3 separate regions of the Homo sapiens genome follow, and regions 2 and 3 are each linked to region 1. The links are chromatin contacts, found by Hi-C or POLR2A ChIA-PET in ENCODE. All regions are on one chromosome and are shown on one strand. Each heading gives the region's core, a stretch centred on a gene start or an enhancer-like site at or near the end of the contact. The rest is flanking DNA. Distances are from core to core; before and after follow the strand shown.

Region 1 (4,614 bases), core at 623-3,122:
ATCATATTTAGATTAACTATTTAACAGCTGAACTTGTAATAGCTGTGCATGTTGAGGGCCGCTTCCTGCTAATACCTTTGATTTTCTGTCTGGGGACTTCCTTTTTGACCACTGGGGCATGAATGCCCTGCTCATACAAAGGCTAAGCCAGGAGTGCAGGGGAATTAACTTCAGAAACAGCTCACAAGCAGTGTTAAGGGGGAAGCTAGTAATGACTATCACAGTTTTCTCACCCCTTCATCTGATTAACTTTGAGGCATATTCTACCTCAGTACTTTACAAACTTTATCATTTGGGGATCCTGTTAAAAATTCACATCCTGATTCAGTGGATTTGTGGTAGAGCTTCAGATGATGATGATGATGATGATGATGATGATGATGATGATGATGATGGTCCGCTTTGAGTAGCAGGCTCTACACTGTCTCTCAGAATTCCCCAGTGGAATTCAGCTTCATTTGCCCTCAGTGGTAACTTTCTTGATTATTCTCCTTTGGTTGGTTTTCTTCTCTTGCCTGTTTCTCACTTCTCTATTCCCCTACTAGTGTTTCCTACTTGCATGTGAATTCTTATTTCAGGTTGCTTCTGGGGTAACCCAAGCCAAGAATATGCATCTATCTATTTATCTATCTGCTCACCTATCCATCCATCTATTCATCTACATCTATCCATCCATCCATCCATCCATCCATCCATCCATCCATCCATCCATCCATCCATTTACCTATCTATCTAGCTATGTAATGCATTCATCTATCTTCTATTTATCTATTTATGTAATCTATTTATCTATCTTATCTATCATGTGTCTAATATATTCATTTATCCACCTATCTATTCATCTACCTAATCTATTCATCTATGTATCTACTATTTATCTAATCTATTCATCTATCCATCTATCTAATCTGTCTACCTACTTACCTACCTATCTGGAACATAGCAACAGAGCACAGCCTCTTAAAAAATCCAGTAAATTGAAGAGCTGAAAGAGAAAGAATGAAGACATACTGGAGGGGGTGGAAAGGAAAAGTTGATGACTACCACCTAAAGGGACTTTTTCTTCCTCCTTGTGTCATTTTCAACAGGATGTGGTATCATGGAGCTCTGGTGAAAGAAGAGACTAGGCAGTTAGCTATGGCTACATAAATGGGACAGCTCCAGAAGTCCATGGAGGGATCCCCTTTCTACTAGGAAAGATGGGCAAGGACTTTATGCCTGATTCTATTATTCAGGGCACATTGCTGACAGGGTTGGCCAGTGAGGCCATAGAGAGAAGGCAGGCCAAATGCTAATCTTGGAAAGGACGGAAATCAGCATAAGCAGAGAGACACAGGGTGAAGTGGTAGCGGAGAGCGGATGCCACAGTGTGTGGGCTTGTGGGTCAGCCCTATTAAAGGGAGGAAATCAGTAAATGGGCTTGCAGATGGTTACCCAAGATTTCTTCATGACTTTGTGCAGCCTGTACAATGTATGCTCCTTATCTTGTGGGAGTGTAATTGAGAGCCCTGGACTTCCTCAGCTCAGATCCCAACTCTGCCACCTCCTGGTTATGCTACCTTAGCATGTGTATTCAACCTCTTTAAGCATCGGTCTTCCCATCTATGTAGTGGGGACAGTAATTCCTATTTCATGGGATTGTCATAAAAATTAAATGAGATATTTTGTACAAAGTGCTGCCTTTATTACAGCTGGAGGATAAGAGAGCAGCCCTGATACTGTAAATATTCCCAAGAATGATGAGGAAATGACGGTGGACCTTTTACTTGATTCCAGCGTTATGAACACACACACACATACACACACAGATATAAGCACACATATGTTTAATAGCATATAGGTAGAAAGCCACAGGAGCGGTAATACCCTGATTATGTAAATCAACCCCAGCTCTAACAGCTAAAAAACCCTACTGCTGCTCTTAGCTATGCATGAAATCACCCCCATGAAACTTCTTTGAATAAAGCAAACATCTGTTCTTGGTGGAATGCAAAAGAGAAACTTTATTTGAAGTTCCTGCTTCCCCTTCTCATTAAAAGTATTTCGAGCACTATTAAAATAGTTTCTGCCAAGAGCACTTTTTGTGCTCTTCAGTTTCTTAGGTTCACTGGCCTGAGAACCAGCATTCAGCATTCTTAGTCCCACCATAGCTGGGAGTCTGGGGTCTGGGAAAGGGATAGAGTCAGTTTGTTTTTGCCATCAAGACCCTCTGATCGCCTCAGATGGTCTCACCTGCTATTGCTTCTTTCCCGTCCTGACAGGTTGATATTCTGGAAGCAAGATCTTGGAAGGCCAAGGACAGGTCATTTCTTAGGACTGTGCAAAAGAGAATCAGTCTTTACAGTAAGCTATTTGATTCTAGTAGTTCTTTCATCTCAGTCTTTTGAAAGCAACTTCCCCTCTTTAACCAACACCTGCCATGGCCTCTTCATGAGCCGAAGAAGGTGAGTGCTGATGGAAATCCCAGATGTGGCCAAAACTCCCCAGCAGCAGACAGGTCAAAGGTCTTTTGTACCCTTTCCCGTAACGGGTGGCACTTGATCTTCAGAGTGGCTTACACTGTTCAAGAGGGTTTGAATCATAAGACATTTGGGGTTAAAAAAAAAAACCTGTCATTTTGCATTTTGATTTTTGTAGAGCCAACTACAACGTATTTGAAAATTGTGTTCTTGAAATAAGCCTGTAATAGTAGGTGTCAAAAGTATCAGAGATAAAATGTCTACTCTTTTAGTGGCGTAAGTTGTCGTTGTTTCAAATTACATTTCCTTGTACTATATGATGGATGTACTATGCACACACACTTTATCACACACGTGTGTGTGTGGGAGTGGAAATGTGTAGGTAGTCAGAGAGGGAAGAATAAAGAATTCATGCTAATGTCTAAATAAATGAATTAATTAGTGAAATAAATAGATTCCTGTTTACACTATACTACAATTTTTAAGGATAACCAGTTGTTAATTAATACACTGGACTTGAAGGAGACTCATTTGTGTTGAAACATGAAATGTTTGTCCTCTCTCCTTCTCCCTCCCACCTGGAAAACATGAAAGATCTGCAACTCACACATACTAGTGTAATTTAAACACACTTTGAAAGAATTGATAGGCTGGGCGTTGTGGCTCACGCCTGTAATCCCAGCACTTTGGGAGGCTGAGGCAGGCGGATCACGAGGTCAGGAGATCCAGACCATCCTGGCTAACACAGTGAAACCCCGTCTCTACTAAAAATACAAAAGAATTAGCCAGGCGTGGTGGCAGGCACCTGTAGTCCCAGCTACTCGGGAGGCTGAGGCAGGAGAATGGTGTGAACCCGGGAGGCAGAGCTTGCAGTGAGCCGAGATTGCGCCACTGCACTTCAGCCTGGGAGACAGCGAGACTCGGTCTCAAAAAAAAAAAAAAAGAATTGATAGGCAGCAATTCTAACCTAAAGGGTTCATATTGAAACCACTGATCATAGATATCTGAATAGGTCCTAATTAATGAGAGAGTGCAACCATTTTCTGCTTGAGGGAATTGCCCATGTTCCAGACTGCAGACTTGACATTCACATGCCATGAGAAAACATGGATTCAAATACAGAGACCCTAGGCTATTTCCTGGAGCTCCAACGATGTCATCAGAAACAAAAATGTTCCATTTGACAACCATGAGATTTGACACTATTGACCTACATGGAAGTTTTTAACACTGCCACTCATTCTGCCATGTGTAAAGGGGTTCAGCAGGGTGACCTCAGGGATGCATACATGCATTTTCTCCACACGTCCTCCTTAATTCAAGGATCATATCTGTGGCTCCCCTAGCAAAGAATCAAAGGCCAAAGGTGGGTGGCCCAGACTCTTTCTCGTACTGGGGAACACAGGCAACAGCTGCGGCATATCACTGAGCTTGGCTGCTGACAGGGAAAAGCATTGATAATTTCATCAGATCTCACAGATCAGAAACAACAGAATACCCTCCCGCTAATTGGTGGCCACCGTGACCGCTATAGTTGGTTTGATTGAAATCAGTATTTAAATGATATTTTTAAATTGTGGTGAAATACACGTAACATAAAATTTACCATCTTAACCATTTTTTTAGTGTATAGTTCAGTCGTGTTAAGTATGTTTACAGTGTTGTGCAACCAATTCCAGAACTGTTTCATCTTGCAGAACTGAAACTCAATGCCCATTAAGCAATTCCCATTTCCCACTCTCCACAGCCCCTGGCAACTGCAATTCAACTTTCTCTCTCTACAAATTTGGCTACTTTAGGTACCTCACGTAAGCGGAATCATACAGTGTTTGTTCTTTTGTGACTGACTTATTTCACTAAGCATTTTGCTCTCAAGGTGCATCCATGTTGTAGCGTGTGTCAGAATTTCCATTCTTTTTAAGGCAGAATAATATTCCATTGTATAAATATACCACACGTTTATCCATTTACTTGTCAATGGATACTTGGGTTTCTTCCACCTTTTGGCGATTGTGAATGATGCTGCTATGAGTGGGGGCGTAGAATCAGTGTATTTAATTCTAACACTAAAAGGCTCATATTCCGTTGCATGACTAACCCACTCTATGATCCTCAGGAAGTCATGTGTTTTGTAGAGAGCATACAGTTGTTCTAA
Region 2 (4,614 bases), core at 598-3,097, 250 kb after region 1:
AGTGGGAGTGGTGATGAATTACTTGACACTACACAAATATTGCTGGTATCATCATGTGGTTGCTATAGTTGTCATTTTCTATTAAGGGCCTAACATAGTGCTATGCAATCTGCAAATACCATATACCTTTTAGCAAATGTTTAATCAGTGTGTTATTGTTTTGTTGTGTATCTTTTCTTAAGCTACTGCAGCACCGAGCATGCCCTTGTGTGCTTAGGCATGTGCTCAATGGGAAATTGTTCCGAGACATTTCTAGTGTTGGAAGAGATATTGCACAATGGCCAGGCATGCTGCAATCAAGGTTTAATTTGGTCCTAGGGCCAGTAAAGCCACAAATAGAAATTTGCAGGCTCATCCCCACCAAGAGCTTACTGTGACTGAGAGTTACGCAGCCCGAGTCACCTCTGGGGTGTGGAACATTTGGGTGATCCCCCGAGGGCTTCACGTTTGGGGAATTTCCACTGTGGCAACTGTTTCTGAGCTCCTGCTGAGACCAGGTGCTTGGAGCAGTGAAGAGGCAGCAGTAGATGTGGGGAAAGAGGTGGTATTCCCAGCTCCAACTGGAAAAGACTTGAGGCCCATATTAACAGAACAGTAGAAAAAGAAGTGGGAATTAAGCAGGTTTCTTGGTGCCTGCCCTGGTCTTCCCTTAGGCTGCCTTCCCACCTGAGATATTCTGTCCTCTTCTGTAACCCTTCAAGACCACTCTTGCTCATTTTTACCAGATTTCTCCTACATAATGTTAGGTTGGGAAGTCCAAGTCCAATTTCCTTCAGTGTCCACACCCCAACCCATATGAGCCTAGTGACATACTAGTAGACTCAAATATGTCTACCCACCAATAGCCATTTGCCATTTGTGTTCTTTAAAAAATGTGCCCACAAATAAAGGCCAGGAAAATAACACTAGGAAAATCACAGCAGGGATCATGAATCCTTGTTAAGCATCTGGAAATCAGCTTTGTTAAACCACACACTAATTCAGAAAAGTGCTTTGTAGCAAAGCAATCTCAACAGCCCTTATAATTCTATCACTTCCCATCCAGATTCTTCTGCAAGCAAAATTTATTACTATACCATTTATTTGATGAATTAATCAATGTTCAAATGGAAGAGGTTTTGACAATGTCACTATGTTTGATGTTTATACCTGCCCTGAATGCTTGCTCAGAAGAGAAACAGATTTCCCAGTATTTTTTATAACTTACTTTCCCATTGTCTTCAATTAATTTGCTATTATCCCAAGTAGACAGACAACTTCAGTAGTAGCCATCTCCCTACATTTTTAGATCACTGAAAAAAATGGATGAGCAACCCATGAAAATAACTAGCTTACTGAAATGCTTGTCTTTTAAAGAAAGTTGGGATTATTTAAAAAAAAAAAAATGGCCCAGGACCAGTAGCTAGGAGATCTGGGAGAGAGAAGTCATTGCCTTGGTTCTGACACTAAGTAACCCTTTTGCCTTTTGCAGGTAACTTCTCATCTAGGTCCTCAGCATCCTTCTCTGTAAACTGAAGAGTTTAAATGACTCTAAGTTCCTCTCTCTCTCTCTAGATGTTCTCTAACACCAAGTTTATGTGAGTTTCTTTGGCCAGATTTTAACCAGAGACCATCCTCCACGAAGGTCAAAGATAATTAATTCTGAGATAGCAGGAGTTGTTTTTGGCATGTGCAGTCAACCTTTCAAAAAACCAAGAGTTCTCAAGTTAAGCTACCTTCACGAACCTCTTATTAAATTTAAGTATCACTCTCTGTCCCTCCTACTTTGCTATGTTCCTCCACCACCTCCCTCCACCAGAAAAAAAAAAAAAAGATGAGAAAAATCTCTTGTGTTTTCTTCTTTCTTGGTTCTTGGAAAATGGTGTGCAATTACTTCCTCTTCTTCCGTGGCTGCCTCATGTCACCTGTACAAACAAGAACAGAGACAGACCTCAGGCTTCAGGCTTTCCCTAATGGGTATTTTTGTTGTGGGTAGAGATTCACTCTGACTTGGGGCAGTGGAAAGTTGAACACACTTTTCCCAAGGTGACAAGATGCAGTTTAAGGAGTTATGAAAAAACAGCTGCCACGATGACAGGGGCAGAGAACAACTCTGCCGTCCTCCCTCAGTGCTGGGTTCACAGTTAGCCAGGCACCCACGATGCTGTTTGCCTTCAGGTACTCTGCATAGCTAAGAGGAAGCATATTGCTGTGACTCTGAGTGAGTGTCTGCAGGCTACACACAATCCATCAGCAAACTTTGAGACTTTGCAGATGGAGATGAAGAGACCACATCAAATTAGAGAGGAAATAGAAGGGTGGATGTTCAACTAATTGGGGTCATTCTGTGACCTCTTAGCAAATGAATTCATCAGCCTGGTGGAAAAGTACTGGCATATGGATTAGGTTTGAGTAAGCTCATTAGAGGGGCATTATTCTACTGAAATTATAGCATTAGATTTGTAGAATGACTTCTATTCAGCCAACAAGTTGGTACTCCATATTTAATGATCATAAATCTTTGTGTAAGCTCTGCAATTTGTGAAATTTCATTAGCTCATTATCCTTTGTGCTTGTTGCCAAATACTGTCAATGCTACTTTAAAAACTTCTCCTCCATTCCAGAACTTACAGCCCTGGTAGTTCTGGCTTGGTATTCCTGCAGCAAATCCATGCTCCTAATTCCATGATTCACCCTTCAAACCCTGCCACCTTCATCAATTCTATCCTTAACAGTAAACACTAGATATCTTATACTCATTCCATTCTGCTGGAACTCCACTTCTTAGAGGCTATCATGACTGGTGACTTGAAGTCCTGTTTGTGGCCCCTTAATTACACTGATTTCCTAGGATGGCCACCTCTTGATCATGCAGTCCTCATGGCTATCCTTGTATTCATCTCATGCAAAATTTTCAAGATCAAAACTCTGTCTTCTTCGTCTGCTCCTCATCAATCTAGACTACCCCAGTCACTTCAGCCGAGGCTTATTGTTTATCAAGCTTTATGGATTTCACGTTGTTTTCATTGGTGTGTCTACTTCTTTCTCTTCTGTTTTTCCCTTTTTTTTTTTTTTTTTTTTTTGAGACAAGGTCTTTGCCCAGGCTGGAATACGGTGGCACAATCTCAGCTCACTGCGGCCTTGAGCTCCTGGGCTGAAGTCCTCCAACCTCAGTCTCCTGACTAGTTGGCACTAGAGGTGCACACCACCATGCCCAGCTTTTTTTTTTTTTTTTTTTTTTTTTTTTTTTTTGCTTTTTTATTAGATACAGGGTCTCACTATGTTGCTCAGGATGATCTTGAACTCCTGGCCTCACCACAAGGGATCCTCCCATCTCAGCCTCCCAAAGTGCTAGGATTACAGGCAAGAGCCACCACCCTTGGCCTTATTTTCCATTTTTGATGTGAATTCTCTCCTCCCTAGTTAGGGCTTCTCTACATTAGGTCTATAAGTACAAGCACAGTACCTCCTTTTTCTGTAGAGTATACTCTGGGCCTTTAATGAATTCTTTTTCAATTAAATAACCAGCTCACATACAAGAGGGACAATATAAACTTGGTCAATATAAACTTCTCAAATTTCTACCCCGCAGTCACTCTGAGGATTCCTAAAACTTTCTTTTATCCATGTTGTTTACCAATCCCCAAGCCCTCAAGCCTAACTGTAATAATAACCTCAGTCCTTCCACCCCAGGTGTTGAGGACTGAAGACTCCCTTCTCCATTTAAGAAATGCAACAGAACACGAAGGTTTGGAGAAAAGCCACCCAGGAGCAGACATGGTGGTATGAAGCTCTGCTGGGGGAGGACAGCAGGTGGTTCCCTCCATTGGATTAGAGTCCTCTGTCCAAAACCAAGTAGCTAGGAGGAACACTCAGAAATGCCCACATACCCATCCACATGCTAGAGAAGGCACTGTTCCCAAATGGGTCTCTGTGGTGCTCCCAAAGTCATTTTATTCTGTAGGGACTCATGTGGCGTGAACGTTGCAAAAATCATGTTTCTTTTTGCTTCTAGCAGCTGGGAATGGCAAGCGGGTCTTAGTCTTGAATTCTCACAGAGCTAAGCAGTTTGTAGGCTTCTTTAAGTCTTCAAAATTTATCTCTGACCATGCTTTTTTTCTTTTTCTTTTTCTTTTTTTTTTTTTGAGACAGGGTCTTCCTCTGTCACCCAGGCTGGAAGGCAGTGGTGTGATCTTGGCTCACTGCAACCTCTGCCTCCCAGATTCAAGTGTTTCTCCCACCTCTCAGCCTCCCGAGTAGCTGGGACTACAGGTGTGCGCCACCACACGTAGCTTTTTTTTTTTTTTTTTGTATTTTTAGTAGAGATGGGGTTTCACCATGTAGGCCAGGCTTCTCTTGAACTCCTGAGCTCAAGTGATCCACCCGCCTCGGCCTCCCAAAGTGCTGGGATTACAGGTGTGAGCCACCGCACCCAGCCTTCTGACCATGTTTCTATAACGCATAGCTGGAAATAAGGAAACTGTTGACTTAATAATAGATCATATATCTTACCCAAACCAAATTCACAAAATGGATTTTAAGTTGTAATTGGAAAATTATGTTTATTATAAATATTTTCTTGATTGAGAAGCATTTTTCCCAGTAGAAAGTATCCTAGTTGGCAGATAGGAAGTT
Region 3 (4,614 bases), core at 1,568-4,067, 140 kb before region 1:
GTTGGTGTATAGCTTTGCAAATGACTTTGGTTCTTACTGAATGATCACTGGAGGGGATTGGCTTATAAATGAATTCAAAATCCTCAGGTGTGTTTTAAAGATCTACAAAACAAGTCTCTCCTTTGTTGTAAATGGGCAAGACTCAATAAAGAGAGTGAGATGAAAAGAGCTATTAGTTCATCTGTTAGGGCATCCAAATATGCACCCAGAAGGCATAGCAACAAATAATTCATGCTTTAACATGTTCTACAAACAGCAAGGTATTCCAAACTACTGCCAACCACCTGACCAGGAAAAAGGGCATGGTGGTGATCATGAAATAATTGAGGGTAAAAGGCAGGGTTATAAGTCCTTTAAACCCTTTTGAGCTTAGGTAATGTCTTGCTGGGCACGTGGCTCTGATTCTTTCTCTGGTCTTTGCCAGCAGATTTTTAGGAATCTCCTGGCAGAAGAGCATTGTTTGTGGCACCTTCCACTTCTGCAGCACTCTTGGATGCTGACTATTTACAAGGACTTTCAACTGCCTCCTTCACCCATCTGGTATTAATTTTTATTTCTTCGTTATTGAGTCTCTGATTCATCTCTACGCAGACCTTTGAGTTTCCTGAAGGCTTTGCTTCCCCAGACAGGGTGCCCCACCCAAGTAAGTTCACTTGCTGTTTGCTTTGAGGAAAGTCAGGATCTAGAGTTCCCCAGCTCAGAGAACAAGACTATGACTCACTTTATCATCAAAGTCAGGATGGAGAGGATTTCCTTCATCTCCCTTTACTCTCACTCCCACGTCTGATCGTCTCATGGGTAATGGGGTCTTGGCATTTCTAGCTTGTAGGATCTCCCAGCTCCCTTCATTCTGTCCTGTGTCTCCATCTCAGTTGCCTCTGTCTTAGCTCACAGTCTCTCTCCTGGACTGTTGCAATTGTCTTCATATTGTATCCTAAAGGCAATGGGGTAGGCTTGGAAATGCTTTCAGTGGGAATTAACTCGATCACATTTTCTTGCATAAGAATCACACTGAAAATAGTCACTAATTCATTGAAGGGGCAGTTGAAATGGAGGTGGAGAGAAATCCATTATAAAGCTATACTCCAGTTGAGAATTATAAGGAAGGTTCGGATTAAGCTGGAGACAGGGACAGTGAAGAGGAGAGGAAATGGATATTTAGCAAGGAGAACCGAAAGAGCATAGTAACTGATTTGAATTACAAGGTGGGAGACGGAGCCGTTGGTAATAAATGTCTCCTGGATAAAACCTCTGGAGACTGCATGGATGCTAGTATCATTCTGAGAAAGAAGAAATTAAGAATTAAGTCTACGGGGGAAATGGTGAATTTGAATGCGGCATGTTAAGTTCCAGTTTCATGTGGAGACTATCCAATGGGGAGAGAATCTGTAAGCAGTTATATATCCCAAGTCTGAGATTCAGAGAGAGAGAATGTTGAAGACAGAGATTTTATAGTCATGAGCCTAGAGCTGGCAGTTAAAGCAAGAGAGCTTATAACATCTGCCAGACAGAGCTTGTTAAATGAGATAGGGGGCCAGGCACGGTGACTCACACTTGTAATCCCAGCACTCTGAGAGGCCGAGGCGGGCAGATCACCTCAGGTCAGGAGTTTGAGACCAGCCTGGCCAACATGGTGAAACCCCGTCTCTACTAAAAATACAAAAATTAGCTGGGTATGGGGGTGCGGGCCTGTGATCCCAGCTACTCGGGAGGCTGAGGAAGGAGAATTGCTTGAAACTGGGAGGTGGAGGTAGCAGTGAGTACTCCAGCCTGGGCTATAGGGTGAGGCTCCGTCTCAAAAAAATAAATTAAAAAAAAAAAAGATAGATAGGAAGATGGTAGGATCCTGGGGACTATCACTCCTAGAGGGCCGCACAGAGAAGAGAGGCCTGAAGGAGAGATTCAGGATGGTGCGTTATTACACAAAGAACAGAGGAAAGAACTTGACAATTAGATTATGCAGATTCTTGAGATCAGTTTCAAGAAAATGATGGGGACAGGCGCCAACTGCCGCTGGGTTGACTTGTGAATGAGAGATGAGAAACTGCAGACAGTCTAGACTTCTCTTTCTAGAAACTTGGCTGTAAAGAAAAGATGATAAACGGGAAATGGGTGACAGCATGCGTGGCCAGTGCACCCGAGAACAGGAAGGCACACGTGATAGTTAATTCTATGCGTCCACCTGACTAGGCCACAGGATGTCCAGACATTTGGGCAAACATTATTCTGGGTGTTCTGAGGGTGTTTTGAAATGAGATTAACGTGTAAATCAGTAAATTGAGTAAAGCAGGTGGCCCTCCCGATGCAGGTGGGCCTTGTTCAATCAGTTGAAGGCCTGAATAGAACAAAAAGGTGGACCTTCCCCTGAGCAAGAGAGAAATCCTCCTGCTTGGTCGTCTTTGAACTAGAACATTGGCTTTTTCTCACCTTTGGACTTAAATGGAGATATCAGATCTTCCTGGGTCTCAAACCTGCTGGCCTTTGTGCTAGAGCTATGTGATCCGCTCTCCTGGGTTCCAGAGCCTCAGACGCAGACAGGAACCACACCATCAGCTCTCTTGGGTCCCCAGTTTGCCAACTCATTCTGCAGATCTTGGGACCTGCCTGCCTCCATGATCACATGAGCCAAGTTCTTACAAGAAATCACTTTCTAAATATATATGTGTATCTTATTGGTTCTGAGAACCCTGAGTAATGCAGCACAAAATGGAAAAGAAAAGAGAAAAATAGAAAAGAAGGAAGGAAGGAGGGGTGAGAGGAAGGTGTGGAGCGGGGGATGAGAAACACAGCCTCTGTGCTTTGCAAGTGTGGGGAGACGGCGGGTCACTGCATCATTGTCTGTGATCGCTGACGGCGTTGATGACTCACTCATGTTACATAATTAGAATTCACCTTCAGACTTTGCTGTCTTACCATTTCGTCTCATAGAAACAAGGCTTCCTAGCTTGGCTTGTTTTCTTGTTACTCAGGGGCTGTTGCTAGCATAAGGTCATACTTAGAAAGCTGAACCCTCAATAAGATTACTCAGAGACTTGGCAGCTTTTTCCCTGGCCATTTTGTCTTTAAGTTAAAAAAAAACAACAGAAAACAGCTCACTCTTCTAAAATGACATTACACATCACTTTGAAATATGTCCTGTAGGCCAGCCCTGAAATGTATGGTCTTTCTGGACATTCATTGGAGAGAAGCTCTGTTTTTAAAAATGTAAAAAAAAAAAATTGTTTTACTCTAAAAGAGCGTCTCTGATAACCCAGTTTTTAGGAAACTATTGGCTGAAAAGAAACAACAGGAGAGGTGAGAATTTGTCCAGTTTATACCTAATTCATTTCTGCCATTATCCCATTCTGGGATAACTTCAGAAACCACGAGGGCCATTTAACCAAGAGATTTATTGGGCCTTAGAGTTCATTATGTTTCTGCCTTGTTTTTATAATGCTTTTGTTATAATATTAAAGTGACAAAGATAAACAACTTTATTTGTGGTTGTGCAGATGCCATGTGGAATATCTGCTCGGCTTGAAAAGATTCCCCTGGCTCTTCTGCCCACTCAGAACAGCGGGACCCACATTTCAGCTTGGACAACATGACCAAGCTCTGCTGTTCACAGCTGCCTGGCCCAGGCTGGGTGCCTGGCCCCAAGTTCAGGGCCAACGCCCTTTTCTGGGAATGGGGAATCAAAGCAGAAAAGCATCCTGTGCACTCACACTCTCACACACCCACACACTCACATGCACACTCACATGCACACTAACATACACACAAGTCTCACACTCACACACACTCATGCACCCTCACATACAGTCACACATGCACACTCACACACTAACATGTACACACACACTGGTACACACTCACACTAACAAGCAAATAATCACACACTCATGCACACACACACTAACATGCACACTCACACTAACATGCGGACACACACTAACATGCGGACACACACACTAATATGCACTCACACTAACGCACACACTAACCATGCACACTCACACTCACACACACACACACTAACATGCACACTCACACATGCCACACACTAACATGCACACATACACAAACATGGACACTCACACAAACATGCACACACAAACATGCACACTCACACACTAACATGCACACACACACTAACATGCACACTAACATGCACACTCACGCACACTAACATGCACACTCACACACTGGTGCACACTTGCACTAACAAGCAAATACACTCACGCACTCATGCACACTCACACACTCATACACACTAACATGCACACATGCACACAAAGTCTGTCTCCAACTGTGAATTTGGTCACTATGAGCTTCCACCTTTACCTGTTGTGAGGATTGAATAGAAGAGAGGAAAAAAATATTTCAAGAAAGAAGATCCAAATAGAAGCAGCAATGGGTGACAGGCCCTGTATCCTTGGCTGTCCTGTGGTCTCCCAGCTCCTGGATGCTGTCCCTCCTGGGAGCACGGCTGCACTCCTGCCTACTGTACCATGAGATGTGTCCTTCTTCTTACAGTGACCACGCCCTGCCGCTCTTTCTCCCCCAGTCCACTGCCAAGCTGAGTTGAACTGTATTTTGTTACTCACAGTCAAAAAAATCCTAATTCATTAGGTT

Evidence for each region. Hi-C counts contacts between places; a loop is a spot of excess contacts on that map. ChIA-PET counts read pairs that join two places held with the same protein, here RNA polymerase II (POLR2A). Pooled maps may share reads with other maps.
Region 2: a loop to region 1 is called in a pooled map, with 8 times the contacts of the local background. The contact joins two enhancer-like sites. A Hi-C loop is called at or near these places in 2 of 37 single-sample maps with no recorded cell type and 7 of 50 pooled maps.
Region 3: a pooled map shows a loop between it and region 1 (8-fold over the local background). The contact joins two enhancer-like sites. A Hi-C loop is called at or near these places in 1 of 168 maps with a recorded cell type or tissue (GM12878), 9 of 37 single-sample maps with no recorded cell type and 14 of 50 pooled maps. POLR2A ChIA-PET finds 5 or more read pairs at or near these places in 4 of 52 experiments (GM12878, activated B cell and activated naive CD4-positive, alpha-beta T cell).

Annotation. Positions count from the first base shown.
Region 1 is chr6:11,459,024-11,463,637 of GRCh38, forward strand. All of the region lies in intron 1 of LOC105374928 (a long non-coding RNA gene), which reads left to right. Among named protein-coding and RNA genes, the nearest start is that of TMEM170B, 76 kb to the right of the region's middle. RefSeq lists an enhancer at 1,199-1,388. Within about 2 kb of position 1,873, at least 7 of the 41 ENCODE cell types and tissues checked have a DNase peak (open chromatin) inside an H3K27ac peak, as active enhancers do.
Region 2 is chr6:11,712,609-11,717,222 of GRCh38, forward strand. ADTRP (androgen dependent TFPI regulating protein) reads right to left here. Exons shown (of 6, transcript NM_032744.4): 6 at 915-1,904. The coding sequence ends at 1,870. Among named protein-coding and RNA genes, the nearest start is that of ADTRP, 64 kb to the right of the region's middle. RefSeq lists an enhancer at 1,768-1,917. Within about 2 kb of position 1,848, at least 4 of the 41 ENCODE cell types and tissues checked have a DNase peak (open chromatin) inside an H3K27ac peak, as active enhancers do.
Region 3 is chr6:11,315,619-11,320,232 of GRCh38, forward strand. All of the region lies in intron 4 of LOC105374925 (a long non-coding RNA gene), which reads left to right. It also overlaps a transcript of NEDD9 not described here. Among named protein-coding and RNA genes, the nearest start is that of NEDD9, 85 kb to the left of the region's middle. RefSeq lists an enhancer at 2,625-2,844. Within about 2 kb of position 2,818, at least 22 of the 41 ENCODE cell types and tissues checked have a DNase peak (open chromatin) inside an H3K27ac peak, as active enhancers do.